Linked DNA regions of Homo sapiens: region 2 is linked to region 1. Evidence: read pairs that join two places in POLR2A ChIA-PET (ENCODE). Cell type or tissue: Panc1. All regions are shown on one strand.

Evidence for each region. Peaks named below come from ENCODE experiments on the same cell type or tissue, not always from the same donor. Only the 100,000 strongest peaks of a DNase experiment are listed, where the experiment ranks them.
Region 2: POLR2A ChIA-PET joins it to region 1 with 5 read pairs; 2 of 35 experiments call an interaction of 5 or more read pairs at or near these places.

What each region holds. Positions count from the first base shown.
Region 1 is chr6:72,715,019-72,719,018 of GRCh38, reverse strand. All of the region lies in intron 1 of KCNQ5 (potassium voltage-gated channel subfamily Q member 5), which reads right to left. Among named protein-coding and RNA genes, the nearest start is that of KCNQ5-IT1, 87 kb to the right of the region's middle. In Panc1, no CTCF peak of the experiment used is centred here; no DNase peak of the experiment used is centred here.
Region 2 is chr6:72,824,000-72,827,999 of GRCh38, reverse strand. The region is part of intron 1 of KCNQ5 (potassium voltage-gated channel subfamily Q member 5); the gene reads right to left. Among named protein-coding and RNA genes, the nearest start is that of MIR4282, 140 kb to the left of the region's middle. RefSeq lists an enhancer at 2,504-2,553. In Panc1, no CTCF peak of the experiment used is centred here; DNase peaks (open chromatin) are centred at 1,764 and 2,497.

The sequences.
Region 1 (4,000 bases):
GCTAAATATAAATACCTCTACCTCTCTCCATTTTTCCATTGACAGCATTTTATATCCATGTTTGAACTATTTCTTAGGAGTTATTTTTATAAAACAAAATTAAACTATCTTTACATTTCAATAAAAAAAGAGCAATTGATATACAATAGCAGGCTTAAAATGGAACCTATAATGGAAGCTGAGGAGAAACTATCATTTGTTTAGTCTCTCCTTGTCTAGGTACCCCAAATGCATGAAAGTATTTCAAATAAGACCATAAGATGGAGCAGAGGCTGGGTGCGGTGGCTCACGCCTCTAATCCCAGCACTTTGGGAGGCTGAGGTGGGCGGATCACGAGGTCAAGAGATTGAGACCATCCTGGCCAACATGGTGAAACCCCGTCTCTACTAAAAATATAAAAATTAGCCAGGCATGGTGGCACGTACCTGTAGTCCCAGCTACTCGGGAGGCTGAGGCAGGAGAATCACTTGAACCTGGGAGGCGGAGGTTGCAGTAAGTGGAGATCACACTACTGCACTCCAGTCTGGCGACAGAGCGAGACTCTGTCAAAAAAAAAAAAAAAAAAAAAAAAAAGAGCAGAAAGGAAGAATCTCAAGACCTGGCTTAGCTCCTCAATCTCCAATTGAAAACCAAGATAAAAGGAATGCAGCTGCTGCTTAATGCCACCAACTGCAGGTGGAAAACTGGCAAGCAGAACATGCAGACCAGCAAAGGGAGAGGCATACATCATAACATAATTAGCTATTCATACCTTCTTAGGATCAACTTAGAGGAACTTTCTTAGAAGATCATGGATTTCTAATGGAATTTAGAATCAGTAAATACTGACTGCCAAGGGAACCTCAGTTTCTCAGGAAAGTCACTCAAGGCAAATTTTTAGCAATACAGGGTAAACTCTTCACCCAAAGTCAATTTGTAAGAATGTAAATAATAAACCTCATGCATGAGGCATGTATGCTTTGGGGTGGCCATAGAGGGTGGGATCCTTGCCCTCTTAGACATATGCAGGTAATGACTGGCATATGATGTTTGGGAGAAAGAGTTGTGTGAGGTCATACCGTGGAAGACTCCAAGGCAGAAATCCAACTACTCTTGGTAGTACTGTACCGTAAAAGCTGAGTGAATATTCTACTAAACAAATGGTCCTTAATAAATAAATTTTTCAAACACCTCCTTAGTGCTAGGAATATTTTTCCTGCTTTTGGGAAATGCATTCATGGTACATAAACAAAAGTATTCACTCGATTTTTATTTCTGTGGCTTAGATGGATGATAACAAAAATCTACAGGCAGCCTCATGGAGAGCGATTCTAAACTAATGATTCAATTTATGTTGTGCCTATCACCCCTTAAATACGTGGTTAATGCTAAGATTGAGAGCCCCAAGGCCCTACATAAATGAATAAAGGCTTTATTAAAGACTGTACCAAAAATAAGTGTTCCCATACTGACAATACATGTGTTATTTTCTAAAATAACATCCAAGAATGTTCTCTCATGATATGTTATTTGGTAATTAATTCCTGTGAAATCTAGAGTGGTCACCCATTTCTCTTTTCAAAATATTTAAAAAATTTTTGACACATAATAATTGTACATATTTATGAAATACAGTATGTTTCAATACAAGTATATGTTGTATAATAATCAAATCAGAGTAATTAGCATATCCATCACCTTAAAATTTATCATTTCTTTATGGTGGGAACATAAAAATTCCCTTCTTCTAGCAATTTTGAGATATACAATAACTTACTGTTGATTGGCTCAACCATTCCTTTTAAGCAGGTCATTTACAACATGGGTGAAAGAAGACTAGGTGTTAGACATTCAAATTGTCTAGATTTGCTCAAACTAAATAACTGGCACTTCCTGCTGTGACACAGTTTATGAAGCTCATCAGATTATGCCAGTGAGATTCCACTACATGGGGATTATGACTCACATTTTGTCAATAATCAGAAACATGCTCACAAATGAATTTCAGCATCTTTGAGAATTATTATCACTCCCTCCATTAGAATGCAAACTCCATAGAAGCTCTGTTTTCCCCATCCCTGGAAGACTCTTTGGCATGGAGTAGGTGTTTAATAAACATTGTGTGGATCAAATGCATAACTGAATTTAAGTTGCTGCTTTGAGATGGCATTGAGGAAAGTGGTTAAAGATGAGAAAAAAGTTTATACGTCACTTTATGAATACACATCCCTGCAATCTGTTCTCTAAAGGGTGCTTTTGTGAAAACACAATCTTCTCTCTTATCTCACCAAAGTTGAATGCTTCTCTCAAATGTCAGAAAACCTAAATATGACAGTTCATGTCTGACATCCAACATCCACTTAATAGATAGTAATTAAACACCTACTATATATGGCCATATGTCACTAAACCAGTCTTACCTGTGTAAAAAGAAAAAATTCAATCTTCTGTACAAAATATGGTACCCAGGATTAATTGATAAAAAGTAAAGCTTCTCCTGAAACAATTAAAGGCCATGAAGAAGCCCCTAGAGCCGGGTTTCACCCACTGCTTTAGGTATTACAAAAGCCAAATGAATATTCAGCTAAGCAAATGAACTTAAAACCAGCAATTAAAACAAAAGCCTCCTTGATGCTAAGAATTTTTTCATGCTAATATGGTAATTCATTTATAAGGAAGCAGATAAAAAGTATGACCACACATACCATGCCTTACACATCCAAATAATTGCTTTCCTGTATGAAATAGTCACTTTGTGAAGTTATGCATTTATTCTCATGAACAGCCATTTAAATATTTCAGAATCAATTTTTACTTTTTTCAGAAGTATGTCCTATTCTTTTAAGTAAACTTAAGGGACAAATTTTATTTTGGGGGGCTGTGAAAAATCAGTTGGAATTCCTTATGATAAACAACATAAATAATCAAGATGAGCAATGACATTTGAGTTAAGAACAAGATGCAACTATAACATATTAGGAATTTTTATGTGGCTTCATAACTTGATTACAAAGGCAAATTGTGGAAGAGGAACTCTATAATATTATCACTGGCATAAGTAGAAAGCTTATTAGAGTGATTATTGTTAAGATCAACAGTAAAAAGTATAACATAAGTATCAATCACAAACATTTGAATTTTGATATACATAACAAAGGAAAATTATTATATGTAGATATTTCTTAAAAGATGAAAAATGGAGATTATATTATTCAGATTTTGTAAAATAATTATCCTAGTTAGTATCGGAATATCATTAGAATTTCATAGCATTGAATTTCTCTAATTATCATTAAAATACCATAGTATAAAACCAAATATTATCTTAAGATACTTTATAAGTGTCATGTTTTAAATGATTTTCCTTTTTAAAATTTAGAGGCATCCATATTTCTAGGTAAATTACATGTCCATCTTTTTTGTTTCAGTGAGCGACCAAGGAGGCTCACTATTTATGAAGGCATGAGCTGACTTCAGAAAACTTTAGAATTGGCTCCTTCTGCTCATTCCTGTATTTTCACCCTGTGCTTCGTGATCTTGTCTGAATTTCTGTACCAAGAAAGTCTTTGTAATAACCCAGGGCAAACATTTTTATTGAGAGCCTAAAGCATAACAAGGCTCTGTAACTGTGCCTAGCAGCCAAAGTTTGCAAGGTAAAACCCAGATTCCCTTAGGGATTTGGCCGAGGATTTGGGCTTGGTTATACTGTGAATGCACTCAGGTATGTAACCGTGGCCATTCTGTGTGCTACAAACGCTGAGTGAGTTCTTCAGTGATCTCACCAGCAGGTACAGGGACTGGAATTACTCCTCATCCTGCAATTACTTGCCTGAAATTGGCCAGGCTACGGATAAATAACACTCTCACTTACCTCTGTCAAATTAAATAAATATTCACTAATAAATAGTTTGCATGCACTTCTTTATAATACAACATTTAAACACCAATTTTGGTCCCAATTGAAAGACAATTTATGACAGGAACAAATACTATGTTATTTAGCTTAACTGTATAATTTTAG
Region 2 (4,000 bases), 110 kb before region 1:
ATTTGAGAAAGGACAGTCTTGTCAATAAATGCTGCTGGGAAAACTGGATATCCGTATGCAGAAGAATAAAACTAGACTTCCACCTCTTACCCTATATAAAAATCCACTCAAAATGGATCAAAGACCTAAATGTAGGACCTGAAATGATAAAATTACTAGGAGAAAACATATGAGAAACAGTTCAGGACATTGGACTGGGAAAATATTTTATGATCAAGACCTCGAAAGCACAGGAAACAAAAGCAAAAATAAACAACTGGGATTATATAAAACTAAAAAGCTTCTGCACAGCAAAGGAAACATCAACAGAGCAAAAAGACAACTTATAGAATGGAAGAAAATATTTGTAAGCTACTCATTCAATAGGGGATTAATATCTAGAATATACAAGGAACTCAAACATATCAACAGCAAAAACCCAAATAATATGAGTAAAAAATGGTCAAATTATCTGAACAGACATTTATAAAAGGAAGATATACAAATGGCCAACAAATGTATTTAAAAATGCTTGACATCACTAATCATCAGGAAAATGCAAATCAAAACCACAATGTGGTATCTTCTTACCCCAGTTAGGATGGCTATTATAAAAAAGACAAAAAATAACAAATGGTGGTGAGGGTGTGGAGAAAAGGGAACTGTATATTATACCTCTTGTTGGGAACATAAACTAGTACAGCCACTCTAGAGAACAGTATGGAGGTTTCTCATAAAACCACAAATAGAATGACTATATAATCCAGCAATGCCACTACTGGGAACTTATCCAAAGGAAAGAAAGTCATTGTATCAAAAAGACTTCTGCACCCCCATGTTTATTGCCACACTATTCACAATAGCCAAGATACAGCATCAACTGAGGTGTACCACAACAGATGAATGGATCAAGAAAATGTGGCATACATACACAATGGAATACTATTCAGCCATAAAAAGAATGAATTCCTATCATTCATAGCAACATAGATGGAACTGGAGGACATTACGTTATGTGAAATAAGCCAGGAACATAAAGTTAAACACCACATGTTCTCACCCATGTGCAGAAGCTAAAAAAAGTTGATCTCTTGGAAGTATAAAGTAGAACAGAGGAAACTGGAGGCTTGGGAGGGTAGGGGGAAGGGAGGGATAGGGAGAGATTTGTCAAAGGATATAAAAATTATGGCTAAATAGGAGGAATCAGTTATAATGTTTTATACCACTGTGGAAGGACTACAGTTAACAATAATGTATTATATTGTTTCAAATAGCTAGAAGAAATATACTGAATGTTTCTAACACAAGGAAATGATAAATATTAGAGATGATAGATATGCAAATTACCCTGTTCTGATCATTATACATTATATGGATTGAAACATCACTATCTATCACATGAAAATGTATAATTATTATTTGTCAAACAAACATTTTTTTAAAACCCAAGAACAATTAAAAAAAAGAAGATTATAGCAGGAACCTATAGGAGACATTAAACATAAGCATGAATATATTTAAGCAGGTAGCCATACAAGGGAGCTGAAATAAAAGACATTTTTCAATTAGAAATAGTACATATTTCTTCTATTCATTATTTCTTATGATTTTCCTGTAGCTTTTGATGTGAAAGACTGATAGAAAGACACTGACTTTCACTATTTCTAATCCACAAAAAATGACTGTTGTTTCTAAATTTAACTCATTATAATTATCTCTTTTCTCTCCATGGCATTAACAAGGCCTATCATGGGATCTAATGACTAATCTTGCAGGAAGGGTAACTGGTGACTAAAGTATTCCTCATGTCATATATGTGTATATGTATCTTTTGATGGTTAGAGTCGAATGAATTGGTATCTTTACCTTGCAAGTGTGTAGTTTTGCTTTTATACCCTGAATTGCTTTGTGCAAATTACAGTCTCCAGAGCTGAAGCTCCTTGCTGTGGATGAAGGGAAATGGTGGAAAAAGGGCCCCAGAATCAGAATGGCTTTTCCACCAGAGAAGTGTGATTGCTTGCAGGCACAACGCTTAAGGTTGACCCCCATGGAGGCAACTGTGATTGAACAACTGGGTTGGCCTTCTAGATCCCAAATATCCTTCCTATATTTAATCTGATTAAAGTTTTCTCTCTTCATTTAAACATAAAACATTCCATGACACTGATTTACTTCAATATATAAATGACTGGTTTCATTCATTCATCATTCATTCATTTGACAAATACAGTGCCTCCCATGTGCTAGTGTGGGTAGACAAACAGGACTGACTAACAACTATTGCTAGGTGGCTAAAGAATGGGCTGAGAGACTTCCCTTCCCCAGGCAAGTGAGCCTGCTCCCAAGCTCAGCTTCTCCAAGGCCCTCCAAGTTCCACATGTTGCATAGTATAGGTCCCACCTAAAGCCAAACTGTTATTCTAAGTCATGCTCTCTTCCTCTTGCAAATAAGACTTCTCACTGTCACCAAGGAAAAGGAGAGAACCTTCCCTGTGGACCACCAGCTAACTGTTCCTGTTCCCAGTTCCAGTCTGCACTCAGTGACTCATTCTGGCATTTTCTTATGCCTTCTACCAGTGGCACTGTTCTTGTTGCTGGGGAGATATGTATAAAACAAACAAAAATACTTACTTTCAAGGATCTTACATTCTGGTGGGGAAGCCAGACAACAAGTACAGTAAGTAAATAAATGAAATACAGTGCAGCACAACCCAAAGTAGTAAGTGCTGTGGAAAAAATAGAAATCAGGGAAGGGGAACAGAAAGTGTTGGGGATGGTGAGTGGATGTTGCTCTCTTTGCAAAGTAGATTTTTAGGGGTGAAGGGGGAAAAGACAGCCCAGTCTCCCAGCCTAAATGTTCGTTTTTTTGTTGTTGTTGTTGTTTTGTTTTGTTTTTTTCTCCCTAGCCTTCTTCTAGAGCAAAAGTCATCTGGCAGTTTCAGGACAGATGACATCATTACCCAGAGGTCCTCAAAGACAGTGAAGCTTGAAGAGATTTCTTCATGTGTCAAAATGGGAAGATTACTGTCTCTCCTGCCCACTTCTCTGGGTTGTTGTAAAGATCAAAGGAGAGAAGGGCTATAAAGGTGCTTTGAAAACAATGAAAGCTACACACTGAAAAGGCATTATTATCACAGAATTGTGTTAGAAATAAGTGGGATGACTATTTACGTATCCAAATTTTATAATCTATAGTATAAAGATGAGAGAGAGAGACACACACACACACACACACAGAGACAGAGAAAGAAAGAGAGAGAGACTAAATGTAGGTTTTGGCTTGGAATCATATATATCAAGCTGTTAGTTGGCTATATCCAGGTGATATGACACCTTTCTTCCCTATCAAATCTCCATTGCTGGCCAGCACAGCTTCACTCTTCTGAGGTTATTTTTCTCCTTATCATTAGGCTGCAAAGTACATGACCAATCCTAGGATGAAAATATTGATTTTACCATAATAAGTACATGTGCAAATTGAAAGGCAGGTTAATTTTGCAGGCTCTTAAATTACTCAGGCAATAGAAAATATCAATAAATGCCAAGTGAAAAACAGAAAAACTGATGAGAAAACTGATGAGCATCAGTTCTTAAAAGAACACATAATGAATGTTAAAATTATCAGATATTTTGATACAAGAAATAAAACCAACGATTTTCTAATTTAGGTATCATTTTTCCTCTCTTTTTTTAAAATAATTTTTTTCTTCATTATTTCACAGACCCCACCACCGCTGGAATTTACTACAGATCAAGAACTGGTAAAACTGAAGACCATTTATATTGCTCAATTGCTTCTAAAATAATAGGTATGGCACTTGTGATTAATTTATGATTCATAATCTTCAAATATTAGTAATTATTTAAAAAGGGAAACTAATTTTCTTAAACAATATGGAAGACAAACCTCTAATGTTTAATTTTATTCTTACTGGAATCTAGTAGTCCTGGATGAAAACAAGAAATATAGGAGAAAACATATAAAATGGTACTTATTAATATTAATAGAAACAGTTTGGAAA